4 separate regions of the Homo sapiens genome follow, and all the other regions are linked to region 3. A link is a contact called in ENCODE Hi-C or POLR2A ChIA-PET data. All regions are on one chromosome and are shown on one strand. Each heading gives the region's core, a stretch centred on a gene start or an enhancer-like site at or near the end of the contact. The rest is flanking DNA. Distances are from core to core; before and after follow the strand shown.

Region 1 (3,549 bases), core at 497-2,996, 2.1 Mb after region 3:
CACACACACACACACACATATATATGCATGTTTCTTATCAAAATAATACATTTTTTAATCAAAAGAGCACCATTAAAACACAGTCATGCACTGCATAATGACATTTTGATCAGTGACCAACCGCTCATACCATGGTGGTCTCATAACAGTATAATGGAGAATATACAGAAACCTGATATATGGCACTGGATACCGGCAATGCAGATCAAGTAGATGAAATGACTGATATTCAGTAATGGTGCTGGGACATTTGGTTTTCCATATGAAAAAAATATATAAACAAATATACACATACCATCTAGGTTTGTGTAAGTACACTCTATAATATTCGCACAAGGACTAAGTCATCTGACAAAACATATCCCAGAACATATTCCCGACGCTGACTGTATATACTTCTTGTAAAGCAGCAAGTGCTTATATTCATTATTTACCTGCTTCTGTTTATGGCAATCTCTTTACTCGACCTTTTCTCAATTTGACATAGAACATTATAAAAGATACACAGAAGAAGAGCCAGTATTTTGGTGTGATCTCAGAACTAATTTACAAATTCAATTAATATTTGTATCGAATGCAGATTTTTAAGGCATTTGGGAAGTTCAAACTCAATATGGTAAATTTTTAAACTGGACAAAAACCATACAACAGAAAAGTCCCATTAAGTAAAGCCTATTCATGCCTTTTCATCTCTGTAGGAGAGAAAGCCTGGTGTATTGGGAAATGATTGAGATTTTCCTTACCCTGATTTCTACATTCCTTGATTTCAAGTTAAAGCGTATCTGAAGTCCCAAATGTTCCACAATAGGAGTAAATATCTTCATCCAGTTTTCTTTCAATGGTGTGTATCTGTTAGCTGGGACTGGAATTTTCCTTGTTTCTTCTTTCCCACTCTGTAAATAAAAGAACACACAACTCAGAAGGCTATGGAGGGACGGTGATGGAGTTTAAAATGACATCTGATCCACAAAGGGCCTCCTTTAACTGAACTAGTTACACTTCAAAGAATCACTTCTCTCTGAGCATCACGGCAGAACAGCCCCACCGCAGCTTCAACATTCTCCAGAGGCCATCGGCTTGATCCGCGTCTGGCCCTTGCCTCGTTGCTGTCCTAGGGTCCCAGCCACATACCAGGAGCCCGTCCCCACAGAGGGGTGGGAAGACGGGCCTCTTCGCCGGCCTGGCCTCCTCTGTGTCCATGCGGCCCGCATCCCCGCCCTCTCCTGCTGCGGACAGCTGTTCAGCCTGTCGTTTCTTCGCCCGTCGGCCACCCTTGCGGGTGACCTGGGTAAAGCCCTCCTCTGCCCTGGCGCTCTGCGTTTCCATTTCGGATTCCATCCCCGGAAATCTTAAAGCGCTGCCGGCTGAAACACGTGCGCAGCTGCACCACGCAGAAGCCAGCCTCAGCCAACCACCCCTGCAGCTCCGCCCCTTTCCTAAAACGTCACAGGCCGGGGACCTGCAGGATTTGGGGCCGGTGGGGGGGAAAACGGGGTTAGGCTGTCCTAAGATATGCCTGATGGTCTTGGGCTCACTCCAGCCGCGCAACTCCCAGCCCAAGTATTTTGTAATCTCTAGTATGTATGTGTGCGAAAGGCAGTGGGTAAAGGCGATAAACAAATTCGTGCTGTTGTGAAGGAACATTCTGTGCGATCGCAGGAGCGCATCTGGCATTATCCGGGGATAACTACAGCCAACATGCCAGGGCATCTGGGGCAGAATACGGAAAGCGGGAGGGACAAATTGCCAATGTTTGGAGTCTGGTTTCCAGGTTGCCGTTTTTGGGGGCTCTGGGTGTGGCGGTTGCCGTAGCTGAAATTGGCTGCACCATGTCGGCCTTCGAGAAGCCTCAGATCATCGCCCATATCCAGAAGGGCTTCAACTACACGGTGTTTGACTGTAAGTGGGTGCCCTGCAGCGCCAAATTTGTGACCATGGGCAACTTCGCACGGGGCACCGGCGTCATTCAGCTGTACGAGATCCAGCACGGGGACCTGAAGCTGCTTCGGGAGGTGGGTGCCGGGTCGAGGATCCGGACTGCCGTTGGGGGCGAGTGCGGATCCTGGGGTCTGCATTCCTCTTTGCCAGAGCCTTCGCCCAGCGTCCCCCAAAGCATGGCTTGAGCCGCGCGAGACCAGAGAAGCTGACCGCCGACTGAGGAATGTTTCCTATTTAAAACCTTTCTTCTCATCCGCGGGGTAGTTCCTCCGCGCCCAACCGTCCTGCCACCCCCAGTGCAGTCCAGCCAAAGCGGGCACCAGGATGCCTGCAGTGTGGTTGGAAGAGGCAACCTAACACATTCGACAGGCATCAGCTGAGTGCCTGGTATTCCCAGGGATGTGAATGGTAATGTCCCCCATCTCATGGAGTTTATTTTCTAGTGGGAGAGATACTCAGTTCAATAATCAAAGCAACGATACATAAATACAAACCGAGATGAGTTGTCTCACACAAAGGAACACGGTTACGGTTCAATGAGAGTGAAAACAGATTTGGGATGAATGAAAACAGATTTTGGTATGTGCAGAAGCTAACTAGGTCAAACTAGGAGTAAAGGACAAGGTTTCCAGGGCTTCTGCACATGCAGAAGCTCAGTGATGGGAAGAAGTTTATCTCCTTAAGAAACTAGAGGGATAAGCAGGAACCAGACATTGCAAGATCTGTAGGACATTCAAAGGATTTATGCCTTTTTTCTAAGAAAAAACGGACACAACTGAAAGGATTTAAGCAGGGTGTGGAAAGATTAGGTTTGCAAGGTTTTTTTGAAGATTACTAGTGAAAGAATTAGAGAATAATGATAGTAACTAGCATTTTATAGCTGTTTATAGTTTTTAAAAAGTGTTGATTTTGTTACCTGAAAAAATGATCAGTCATTATCAGATCAGGGTTGTAATAGACTACAAGTGCAGGGTAGGTTAACTCTGGGGATCAAAACCTATGGAGAGAATCTGCTTGGAGGAGGTAGGGATTAAACTGGTAGATAAAGGATGAATACAATTTGGACTGTTAAGCCTAGAATAGAAAGTATGTAAGACCCCATCCCGCTTTAAGTTTCCCTGAATGACAAACATGAAACATGGCTTATTTTTTTCTACCTTTCCTTCGTTCCTTGTATTGTTCATCACTTAGCTTCTGGTAACCAGTGGCTTTTTTTTTTTTTTTTTTTTTTTTGAGACAGGGTCTCAATCTGTCACCCAGCCCGGAGTGCTGTGGTGCAAACACAGCTCACTGCAACCTCCGCCTCCCCACCTCAGCCTCCCAAGTAGCTGGGACTACAGGTGTGTGCCACCACACCTAACTAATTTTTTTGTACTTTTTATTTTTTTATTTTTTATTTTGGTAGAGATGGGGTTTCACCGTGTTGCCTAGGCTGGTCTCCAACTCCTGGGCTCAAGCAGTCTGCCTACATCGGCCTCCCGTAATACTGGGATTACAGGCGTGAGCCACCAAGCCTGGCTACCTGTTGCTATTCCAATGTTCAGTTCAGATTATCTAATGTATGATGCCCTTCCTGATTTCTACACAAAGTAAAATTTCTTTACATTGCAT
Region 2 (3,688 bases), core at 956-3,455, 2.8 Mb before region 3:
TGGGCTTGCTTTTGGAAGGCCTCAGGCAGACACGTGCCCTCTGGGTGATGTCTGTCTGCTGCCAGGATGGAGCAGAGGAGCGCCACACATGGAGGAAAGCCCCTGTAACGTTACCTACCTTAAACTCCACTCATCAAATCTGAGAAAAGTATCCACTGGTCCCCAGGGTTTCAGTCATGCTTTTGGGGGTCATTGGGTATTAGAGAAGTAAGTATCTTTTCTGAGAGAGGGGGAGTCACCCCCCCTACTGGGGATTCCTCTGGGCTTTATTCACTCCCAGCCCTGGCCCTGACCTTTGTGGGCCTCCCTAATGCCCAGGGCATGGATGGCTTCAGAGGAGTTTTTGAATCGAAGCCCAGGGTCCTTGTTGATGTTTCTTCTCCTAGCCACACTTGGAGGAAAGTTGCAGGTGGGTTGGGCAGGGAGCAGGCATGGTTCTGCTTTGCTGTTTGTCTTCCTAGTTAAGGCTCTTTATAAAGAGCTTGTTCTTCATGTTTTAAGCACTTTATGAAGAATAAAACATTCATGTACTGCAGGTGGCTCTGTTGTGTTCCTGTTTTGGAATGAACAGTTACAGGAGGCTGCTGTGGGAGAAAGCACCTTAAATCAAGGTGATGGGATTCTTGGATGACACTGTCCCTGCCCCTTATAAGGGGGCAGCAGCACAGTGTTGCCCAGCAGCCTGAACTTAGTCTTTTCTGACTCCCAGGGTACCCACATTTATTGCGCACCTAAGATGGGCCCATTTATTGGTAATACAGAGGGTAAGAAATGGATTCCTATTCTCAAGTTGCATGGTCTAGCAGGGGAAGATAAGATACAAATCCAAGATACAAATAGTTCTTCATGGCTAGATAGAATCTCTAAGATAAGATACAAATCCAAGATACAAATTGTTCTTCGTGGCTAGCTAGAATCTCCCCCTAGCTTTATGAAAAGTGTTTCTTGTGGTTCAACTACTAGAGGATGAAAAACTTTGACTGCTACAGCTCATGTAGTGTCCAGAAACACTGGCAGACATGAGCCAACCCTGCACTCCACCACGAGACTAATGAGACCCAAAGTGGAGTTCCCTAGAAGACCAAATATTTCTACTGTCATCTTGGGCAAAACAGGCAGCTCCCGAAGTCTGGCTCACTGACCAGGTAATTCAGCTGGGAATCTTCAGCTAATCCATTCTACAACTGTATGTGTTTATTATCCATACTGATCCTTACTCCACAATCTGTAATACTCCCCCTTACCTAACACCCTCCCCACCCACCCTAGTCCCAAGTTCTCCTCCTGCCCAGGAATTAGGCCCAGGAGGGATCTTCCTTGGTTGGCCAGACAAGGTGAAAGCTGCCAGGGCTCTTAATCCCCCACTGATGAACTCACAGCCAACACTTATTTGAGTCTCTACTGTGAGCCCTTTTATGTCTGGCTCTGAAAACTGAAGTGAATCAAAAAGTCATAGCCCCTGCCCTGTGAACTTTACAGTAAGAAAGACTGTCCAGAACAGTAAGTAGTTGTGAGTGCAAAAGAGAAGTGCTGGGTGCCACGGAGCCTCTGTGGGATTTTGTGCAAGCAGAGTGATGGACTGGGAAATGCAATGTTTAGGCTAAAGCCAGAAAGCCAGCATCAGGCGAAGATTTAGTCTTCCGGGTACAGAATGTTCAGGGGTCGGGAGGCGGGCAGGCCCCAGCATGCTCCAGGAACTGAGTGTCAGGGCAGCCGGAGAGCACAGGACGAGTGGGCAGGGTGGCGACGGAGGAAAGTACGAGAAGGTCCGCAGTGCAACTCCTTGGAGAAAGCCTTCCGAGGTTAACCCTACTCCGCCTGGAGTCTTTGCCCATCTGGTCCCAGGTTCCCCCTTGAATGGGACCCTTCTGCGCTGCCTGGCCCCAGGAGCGACGCCCACGGCAGCAACTCTAACTTCTGGGGGCAACTAAGCAGCGAGGGGTGGCCCGTGGTCGTCGTACAGGAACACCTTTCCTGGACTGCCGACCTTGCACCTTGCAACGCGGACAGCGGGCACCGAGACCTCTCCGGACGGCCGCAACTCTCCGCAGTCTACGGTTGTAAGCGCCGCGACGCGAAAAACTACACTCCCCACAACGCCTTGCGCCTCCCGCTCGCTGCGGTTGATTAGGGCCAATCGGGAGAGGCAGCTGTGGCGGGGGCCGAGGAGGGACATTTTAAAAGGGCCGGAGATTGCGGGCGTCAGTGGCCATGGCGGATACAGCGACTACAGCATCGGCGGCGGCGGCTAGTGCCGCTAGCGCCTCGAGCGATGCACCTCCTTTCCAACTGGGCAAACCCCGCTTCCAGCAGGTGAGGACCGGGCTGTGGTCTGCGGGCCGGCGGGTGGCAAAGAGAGGACGAGCAAACTCCCCTCCAAAGTCCCCTTCCGCCCAAGGGTCTCCCACCCGCGGCCAGCGGAGCCTGCAGCTAGCGCCAGGGGGGGAACCTCGGTCACAGTCACCCTTTTCCCATTGGTCAACGGGGCGGGCGCGGACTCCCATCTTGGCTTCCTATTGGCCCTTGGCGCCGTCACTCCCCGACTGCCCGCGCCCTCTAGCCTTTCCCGCCCGCGGCGCCCTGTGATTGGCCACCGGCGGCTGCGGTCAAGGTCCCGAGCGCCCGGCTTCGAGCGGCTGCTCAGGGTCGCTCCGGGTTGTGCAGCTGCCCGCCCGGGACGCAAAGTTCTAGTCTGGCCCTGGATGGGAAGTTGGCGTGGCCGGGATGCCTTCTAACTTTTTCCCCCGGTGGGGACTGACGTTCCTTTCGAGCTGCTGGCGGTGCCGCCGGGCAGCGTCGCGCCCCGCGGTCACTCCCCAGCCCTGGCCCCCAAGCCGGGCTCGGCGCGCGCAGCAGGTTGAGGGGGCGAGTGCCGAGGCGAGCGGCGGTCCGGCGTCCCCCGTCCCTGCTCTCCATCTCGGGCTGAGGATTCGCTGACGCAGCAAGCCGGCCGATGCCCTGAGGGGACGCAGCCAGGGCGTGCGGGGGAAACGCTGTGTCATCCCCTGGGGCCGTCGTCCCTCCGAGGGGCTGCCGCCTGGGAACCCCCCCCCAGCCTCTTCCTCGCTGTGTTCTCCGCGGAGGGTCTCCCGCGCCCGGGCCCCCGCGCCGCCGGGGACTGGCTCTGGGCACACCCGCTCAGGCTCTTCGGGGCACGGCGACAGGGGTCCTTTCCCTCCGGGACCTCCTCTGGGGCGTCGCCGACTCGGCCCTAGACTGCGGAGGCGGGGGTGGAACGCGGAGCCCGGGCGCCTGGTTGGGCCCGGAGACCGGAGCCGGGGAGGGGCCGCTCCCGCGCCGCAGACCCTCGGGCTCCCGCGCCTCCCGCACCAATGAGACGGAATTTATTAGGAAACAGGCAGAGAGACCGCTGAAGTGAACCGGGGCTTGCCAGGGGTGGGCGGCAGCCGAGGCGGCCAGAAAAGAACTTTGAAGGAAGAAAGGAAATTGTGCTAAGGTCGGTGCGGTGGCTTTTTTTTTCTTTTTTTGTTGTTGTGGTGGAAGGGGACTGGTTCCAGCAAGGGGGTGCCCCGAGCTTTGCTGATAATTAGGGAACTTGGCTCCTGAGCCGTCTGAAAAAAATGTCCCCAGTGTTTCTTAACAGGACTTTAATTCCTTTTAAAAGTAGGCCATCTCAGCATGTAGGTATCCGAGGCGAGACTGGCATCTTCCTTCCAGTGTAGGAGGC
Region 3 (3,705 bases), core at 338-2,837:
TGTTTGAAAAATTTCAGAATTCCCAGGCATGCTGGCTAACCCCTGTAATCTCAGCACTTTGGGAGCCGGAGGCAGGCAGATCTCTTGAGGCCAGGAATTTGAGAACAGCCTGGGCAACAAAGCAAGACCTCGTCTCTACAAAAAAAAATTAGCTGGGTGCAGTGGCGTGCGCCTGTAGTCTCAACAACTCAGGAGGCTGAGGTGGAAGGATTGCTTGAGGCCAGGAGTTCGAGGTTGCAGTGAGCCATGATCACACCATGCTCCCCAGCCTAGGCGACAGAGCAAGAACTCATCTCAAAAAAAATTTTTTTTGCAAGACCCCTCAGTCAGAAATAGATTCAAATTCTTGGAGACAGACCCAGTCACCTTACTCTACAATGGTTCAGAGGCTGCTAATTTACATGTTACGGGAACCCTACTTGGTCTGACAGTATGCTGTAGGGTTACCTGCCAAAAAAATATAGAGGCCCAGCCGGGAGCGGGGGCTCACGCCTGTAATCCCAGCACTTTGGGAGGCCGAGGCCAGCGGATCACGAGGTCAGGAGATCAAGACCATCCTGGCTAACACAGTGAAATACGGTGTCTACTAAAAATACAAAAAATCAGCCCGGCGTGGTGGCGGGCACCTGTTGTCCCAGCTACTCGGGAGGCTGAGGCAGGAGAATGGCGTGAACCCGGGAGGCAGAGCTTGCAGTGAGCCGAGATCGCGCCACTGCACTCCAGCCTGGGCGACAGAGCAAGACTCCGTCTCAAAAAAATATACATATATAGAGAGAGGCCCATTCCTCCAGGGATCATTATCATTTGGTATATTGGTATATATGAAGAAAATAAGCGATACGATCCACAGACATGCGGGATTGGCCGGGTTTGCCCAGGAGCTAGAGACGGGACCGTTATCTCAATATCTCAATTTTATTTTTTAAATAGAGAAGGGGTCTCGCTATGTTGCACAGGCTGGTCTCGAACTCCTGGGCTCAAGAGATCCAAAGTTCTGGGATTTACGGCGCCCGGCTTTTTTTATTTATTTATTTATTTTTATTTATTTTGGCTGTTCCATAGACAAGAGCAGGGATAACCGGCTGGGCGCGGTAGCTCACGCCTGTAATCCTAGCACTTTGGGAGGCCGAGGCGGGCGGATAACGAGGTCAGGAGATCGAGACCATCCTGGCTAACACGGCGAAACCCCGTCTCTACTAAAAAATACACAAAATTAGCCGGGCATGGTGGCGGGCGCCTGTAGTCCCAGCTATTCGGGTGGCTGAGGCAGGAGAATGGCGTGAGGCCGGGAGGCGGAGCTTGCAGTGAGCCGAGATCGCGCCACTGCACTCCAGCCTGGGCGACAGAGCTAGACTCCGTCTCAAAAAGAAAAGAAAAAGAGCAGGGATACCCACCGGTGGAATACCCGTTATCTCAATTTTGTACAAGGAAAACGGAATTCAGAAAGGTGCCTAGAGGACGCACCCCTCCGTCCTGGCCAATCGCTGAGGACATAACCGGAAGCTCAACGATGACCGAGGCGCTGAGATATCGCGAGGTGAAATGTAAAAACTGCCAACAATCCATTGGCTAACGAGGTCGATGACGCCAGACGCAAGACGCCGGGCCTACAGCGGGAGCGTGAGGAAAGCCGTGCGTTGCGTTCCAAGGCATCTGTGAGCCCGCGGAGTATACACCATGAGCAAAGCTCACCCTCCCGAGTTGAAAAAGTAAGTATGTGTGAGAGCCAAACCGAAGTGGTCAGTTATTTGCGTCCTGCGAGTCCCTTGGTTCCCTCTCCGTTAGCCGAATGTCTTGAGCCGCTTCACTTCATTTCTTCTTCCGGTCCGAGGTCGCCGGGATCCCGGCCAGGCTCCCGCGCATGAGACGTGAAGCCCGCGCAGAGCTCGCGCGTCGGTGTGGTTACAGCCGGCAGCCACGGCACCTCCTTCCGGCCGACTAGTCTCCAGGTCCCGCGGTCTGGCCCCTGGTCACCCGGCGCTGTCCCTCGTTCCTTGAAGATCTCCAGTGCTACCTTTTGTTGAACATCTCGAATAGTATCATGTTCTAGATAGACGGCTAGAGGGGGAAATTCTCTGAAGGAACTAAGGAGGGGCTGGAAGGGAAGGAAGTGTTTTTAAAACTACGTGAGGCATCAGAATCCGAAAGCCACTTTAGTCTTAGCAAATGTGTTTGTAGGTGTTTGAGCTTTTACTTAGAAACCTCATTCCTTTTTCTTGCCTTCTTTTACGTTAAGCTTGAATGTCATGTGTTATCTTGCTCTGATGTTGAAACTATATAAGAACATTCATTTTTCTTTTTTTTTAAGAACATTAATTTTTTCTAGTCAGAGAAGGCTAATTTTTTGAAGTTTTTTCTACACACCCAGTAAAGTCAAACAACTTTAAGTAGGAGAGCCTTACTTTAGGTAGGACTCAACGTAAAGCTTTGAATTCCTCAAATACTTTTTGAGTGGACTTAACAGGTTATGTGTTTCCTGACTACGTTTCTGTTTTGCTTATACTTCCTGATGCTGGAATTCTACATGTATTAGTTGGATTGCACAAAGGATGCAAAATTTTTACAGGGATCAGTTTTTTCTGGCGTAGCATGTGGTTGGCTTTGTGTATAGTTAGTTCATTTATTACCAGGCCCATGGAAGTCAGACAAAAGGTAAAGTTCCTATTTAATAATTTTGCGGCCGGGCACAGTGGCTCACGCCTGTAATCCCAGCACTTTGGGAGGCTGAGGCGGGAGGATCACCTGAGGTCAGGAGTTCGAGACCAGCCTGGCCAACATGGTGAAACCCCCGTCTCTACTAAAAATACAAAAAATTAGCCAGGCAGGTGGTGTGCGCCTGTAGTCTCAGCTATTCCGGAGGTTGAGGCAGGAGAATCGCTTGAACCCGGGAAGCGGAGGTTGCAGTGAGTCAAGATCGCGCCATTGCCCTCCAGCCTGGGTAACAAGACCGAAACTCTGTTTCAAAAAATAATAATATTTTTGCATTTAAAGGTCCATTTGTATCAAAGCCATCTTTTGTATGAAAACTACTTCTATGTATATTTTAGTTAGGTCTGTTAAGGAATTAATTATTAAAACATAAGCCCAACGCGGTGGCTCACGCCTGTAATCCCAGCACTTTGGGAGGCCGAGGCGGGCGGATCACGAGGTCAGGAGATGGAGATCATCATGGCTAAAACGGTGAAACCCCGTGTCTATAAAAATACAAAAAATTACGTGGGCTTGGTGGCGGGCGCTTGTAGTCCCAGCTACTCGGGAGGCTGAGGCAGGAGAATGGCGTGAACCCGGGAGGCGGAGCTTGCAGTGAGCCGAGATCGCGCCACTGCACTCCAGCCTGGGCAACAGAGCGAGACTCCGTCTCAAAAAAAAAAAAAAAAATAGAAGTTACTCAGAAATTATTGTGAAAATTACTCTTTTTATCTGAAAGTTATTTTTGGTGATGTAAGTATCCTCTGGATTCATCAGGGACTGGTGAAATGGTGATTTTTTTTTTTTTAACAAAAAGACCATTCTCTACTTGTAATCTAAGATTTTCTTTCTGATTCATAACATAGTTTTTGAAAATTTCAGAGAAGGAAGCTAGTTTTAATACCTTTCTCTTCCTCGTAGGTTTCATGAATTGTGAAATCCGGTCAGATCTGCCGCCAAAATGACTTAAAAATTTTTTCTTCCTCTGCTTTCTCACAGATAGCATCTTCTTTTACA
Region 4 (3,575 bases), core at 394-2,893, 2.9 Mb before region 3:
CGGTGAGGGTCAGCGAGTGAACATAGTGAGTCCCTAGGCGGGCACAATATGAGGTCCCCAATGTGCCTGTGCCGGTTCCAAGAAGCACACGTCTTTACAGCCCGCAAATCTCAGAGCAGCCCCAGCTTCCAAGTCTAGCTGCCGACCGCGTAACCACGGCCGACCTGCACTCGTTTCACGCAAGTCCCGATCATGCGGGGCTAAAAAAGAGGTCCCCGACGTGGGTTCGCGGGCCCGAAGCACCCTGGGACTTGTAGTCCCCAACCGGCCAGCCCAGAGACTCCTCTAAAGCCCCACGCAGCCCTCGCCAACGGCTCCAGCGCCGTGCTCGGGCCGAGCCAGGCCGCGGCTGGCTGGGGTCGCCCCTAAGCTGGGGATCTGGGCGAGGACAGAGGCGGCAAGCAAAAGAGGGTCCTACAGAGCAAGCCCAGGCCGAGCGGCGCCGGCCACCGGCCAGATGGCAGCTGATGGCGACGGATGCGCGAGACGCCACTCACCATCATTTTGGAAGCTTATTCAGCGGCCCGCCACTCTCCCCTCTTCTCCGAGACCGGGCCGCCCAGCAACCCACAATGCCTCGCGCAATAGAAATACCCAGAAGCTTGGGCCGGGAGAGGAAGAGAACGGACCACTTCCGCTACTCTATGGTTCGTTACCACCGACTCGGTGCGGCTAGAAGGACCTGAGGCTGGGCTTCGGGGACTCTCTAGTGAGGGGCGTTCATTAAAGAGGGGTCGCCGCATTTCGGTCGTGCTTCTTAGAGCACGGAGGGTCTTTGCTCGGCCCGCATCACCTACTAACTTAATTCCACCCTCCTCCATCCCCGGACGCCAGACCAAGGAATGCAATAAAGGCAAAAGTGTGGGACGCAAAGTGTGGGATAGGCTGGTGCCAAAGCACTTTACGTGAGCGATCTCATTTAATCCTCACAACCCTATTGCGTTGGTCCTATTAAGGCCATTTTACTGATGACAGAAAGGAGGCTGAGAGGTCAAGGTGTCCAGTGTCACAGTTACATAGTCAGTGTCAACGGGACGAGCGTGGGAAGCTGCCCCCAATGCCCGTTTTCTGGCTTTGCACTGGCCAGAGGCTCCTCGTGGATGGCGTGCGCCAGGCCGCGGCCCCAGCGCCTATCCACGGTGAGCGCGCAAGCGTTGGTGGCACTGGGCGGAAGACCCCCTGGCGCAAGACGAGTGCCTTCCCGTGAAGGCGTGGGGAGGAGGGAAGCGCAGCTGGGAGGAGGGAAGCGCAGCTGGGAGAAGGCTAATCGTCGTCAATCGAGGCGGCCTTGGAGTGGACAGGACCGAGACCGCAAGGGTTAACGGCCTCGACTATCGACAGCTGAAGCAAGTCCGGCTACGGGCACACCTCCAGTGCTTGTCCTCCCTGGCCCGCCCACCGCCAGCGAGGACCCGGAGAGTATGCTGGGGCGGGGCTGAGGCGAAGGCCGGTTGTAGCTGTTAAGAGTTTAAGCCAATCAGCCCCCGGCTCCACTTCTCTCGACCAATAGGAAGTAGGCTAAGGCGCAGAGGCGGAAAGTGTGGCTACATGAGCAGGCGTCAGAGCCAATCAGCCTTGAGCCTCGTTCCCGTCGTCCAGCCCGCGGCGAGAGCGGGTATGTGGGCGGGAGGCCGGAGCAGCTGTCAGGCTGAAGTCCTGCGAGCGACGCGCGGCGGGGCGGCGAGAGGAAACGCGGCGCCGGGCCGGGCCCGGCCCTGGAGATGGTCCCCGGCGCCGCGGGCTGGTGTTGTCTCGTGCTCTGGCTCCCCGCGTGCGTCGCGGCCCACGGTGAGCGGCAACGGGTGGGACTGCGTTGCAGGGCGGGGCTGGCCGTCCAGCTTGCGCGCGTCTCGGGTTGGGGGCCAAGGGTCACCTTGGGGACCCTGCGAGTTCAGAGCAGGACAGGTCTGGGAGCGGGCGGCCGGAATAAGTGGGTGGTGGTCCAAGGACATAAAGTGGGCGCAGCCTGAGGCTGAAGCTCTGACTCCTCACCTTCCCACGACAAAGCAGATCTCCCCACTCGCCCCTCCCCGCCCACTAGCGCCGACCCAGGTGACTTAGGGTGCGACCAGAAGGGACAGCTAAGGAAGGATACTACAGGCTGGAGATATGTATGTGAGCATTCACATGTACACAGGAGCACACATTCCTACACGTGGGCACACACGCACAAACCGTTTACACCTACACAAGCACATAAATGTATACATCTATGCACATAAGTGAGCACATACGTATACCCACAACTTACACAAATAAGCACACACAAAGGCAAGCAAGGGTTGGGGAGGAGGGAGTGAGTTTGACGCTAGTCCAGGAAGGCTTTCTGGGGGTGTATTTGTATCCGAGAGGGAGTCCCCACTCCCAGGACTGTATAGCCCAGTGCCAAGCCATGGGAGCTCTAACTGATGGCTGTGATTTGGGCAGTAAACAAAGACAGCTAAAGCCTTAATGCCATCCTTGGTACACAGTAGTGACTTGGTAGTTTGTTGATAGACTAACAGACTTGTGACAGCAGTTTTCTTTTTTTCTTTTTTTTTTTTTTGAGACGGAGTCTTGCTCTGTCGCCCAGGTTGCAGTGCAGTGGCCCGATCTCGGCTCACTGCAAGCTCCGCCTCCCGGGTTCACGCCATTCTCCTGCCTCAGCCTCCCAAGTAGCTGGGACTACAGGCGCCCACCACCACGCCCGGCTAATTTTTTTGTATTTTTAGTAGAGACGGGGGTTTCACCGTGTTAGCCAGGATGGTCTCGATCTCCTGACCTCGTGATCTGCCCGCCTCGGCCTCCCAAAGTGCTGGGATTACAGGCGTGAGCCACCGCGCCCGCCCATGACAGCAGTTTTTATCTTTCAACATTCCGCAGTCTCTCTGGGTTAAGGAAACCAGGGACTCAAGTCCAGGTACAACATTAAACTTTGGTGCTGAGGAGAAGATCCCATGCCCCAGAAAAATCTAGTGGTCTGGAAATTCTCTTCATCGGTGCTGTGGAGCTAGATATAGTTGTTCACCCATTCAGGAAAGTTTATAGGGCTATCCCTATATTGTAGCCACTGTGCAAGACACTGGTGACTCTTCACTGAATGAAGTTACAAAGTGGAAGAGGCAGATATTTAAAAATTATGAATCCAGGGCAGGTGCGGTGGCTCACGCCTGTAATCCCAGGACTTTGGTAAGCCAAGGTGGGAGGATCACAAGCCCTGGCAACAAGGCGAGACCCCATTCCTATTTAAAAAATGAAAAAAAAAAATCAGCCTGGTCAACATGGCGAAACCCTCTCTACTAAAAAATACAAAAAAAAATTAGCCAGGCATGGTGGCGCACGCCTGTAGTCCCAGCTATTTGGGAGGCTGAGGCATGAGAATCGCTTGAGCCTGGGAGGTGGAGGTTGCTGTGAGGCGAGATGGCGCCACTGCACTCCAGCCTGGGTGATAAAGTGAGACCCTGTCTCAAAAAAAAGAAAAAGAGGCCGGGCGCGGTGGCTCACGCCTGTAATCCCAGCACTTTGGAAGGCCCAGGCGGGTGGATCACGAGGTCAGGAGATAGAGACCATCCTGGCTAACACGGTGAAACCCCGTC

Evidence for each region. A loop is a pair of places that touch in the nucleus more often than their neighbours do. ChIA-PET counts read pairs that join two places held with the same protein, here RNA polymerase II (POLR2A). Pooled maps may share reads with other maps.
Region 1: a map of naive thymus-derived CD4-positive, alpha-beta T cell shows a loop between it and region 3 (14-fold over the local background). The contact joins the promoter of DNAAF10 here to the promoter of SNRPG in region 3. A Hi-C loop is called at or near these places in 1 of 168 maps with a recorded cell type or tissue (naive thymus-derived CD4-positive, alpha-beta T cell) and 8 of 50 pooled maps. POLR2A ChIA-PET finds 5 or more read pairs at or near these places in 1 of 52 experiments (activated naive CD8-positive, alpha-beta T cell).
Region 2: a loop to region 3 is called in a map of CD8-positive, alpha-beta T cell, with 30 times the contacts of the local background. The contact joins the promoter of SFXN5 here to the promoter of SNRPG in region 3. A Hi-C loop is called at or near these places in 1 of 168 maps with a recorded cell type or tissue (CD8-positive, alpha-beta T cell), 1 of 37 single-sample maps with no recorded cell type and 7 of 50 pooled maps.
Region 4: a pooled map shows a loop between it and region 3 (8-fold over the local background). The contact joins the promoter of PRADC1 here to the promoter of SNRPG in region 3. A Hi-C loop is called at or near these places in 2 of 37 single-sample maps with no recorded cell type and 15 of 50 pooled maps. POLR2A ChIA-PET finds 5 or more read pairs at or near these places in 2 of 52 experiments (BJ and activated B cell).

What each region holds. Positions count from the first base shown.
Region 1 is chr2:68,155,724-68,159,272 of GRCh38, reverse strand. DNAAF10 (dynein axonemal assembly factor 10) reads left to right here and starts at 1,746. Exons shown (of 8, transcript NM_138458.4): 1 at 1,746-2,012. The coding sequence starts at 1,830. It overlaps PNO1 (partner of NOB1 homolog), which reads right to left and starts at 1,385. Exons shown (of 7, transcript NM_020143.4): 1 at 1,132-1,385; 2 at 744-893. The coding sequence starts at 1,338. RefSeq lists enhancers at 1,074-1,173, 1,454-1,693, 1,974-2,113, 1,571-2,503.
Region 2 is chr2:73,070,229-73,073,916 of GRCh38, reverse strand. It overlaps SFXN5 (sideroflexin 5), which reads left to right and starts at 2,205. Exons shown (of 14, transcript NM_144579.3): 1 at 2,205-2,313. The coding sequence starts at 2,212. RAB11FIP5 (RAB11 family interacting protein 5) reads left to right here. Exons shown (of 6, transcript NM_001371272.1): 6 at 1-535. RefSeq lists enhancers at 1,607-2,086, 2,287-2,336 and a silencer at 2,477-3,266.
Region 3 is chr2:70,291,622-70,295,326 of GRCh38, reverse strand. SNRPG (small nuclear ribonucleoprotein polypeptide G) reads left to right here and starts at 1,587. Exons shown (of 4, transcript NM_003096.4): 1 at 1,587-1,709. The coding sequence starts at 1,678. LOC124906023 (a long non-coding RNA gene) reads right to left here and starts at 1,425. Exons shown (of 2, transcript XR_007086880.1): 1 at 1,395-1,425; 2 at 1-269. RefSeq lists enhancers at 1,426-1,905, 1,922-2,829.
Region 4 is chr2:73,231,307-73,234,881 of GRCh38, reverse strand. PRADC1 (protease associated domain containing 1) reads left to right here and starts at 1,643. Exons shown (of 5, transcript NM_032319.3): 1 at 1,643-1,788. The coding sequence starts at 1,722. CCT7 (chaperonin containing TCP1 subunit 7) reads right to left here and starts at 574. Exons shown (of 12, transcript NM_006429.4): 1 at 498-574. The coding sequence starts at 503. RefSeq lists enhancers at 687-756, 877-926, 568-1,099 and a silencer at 1,387-1,596.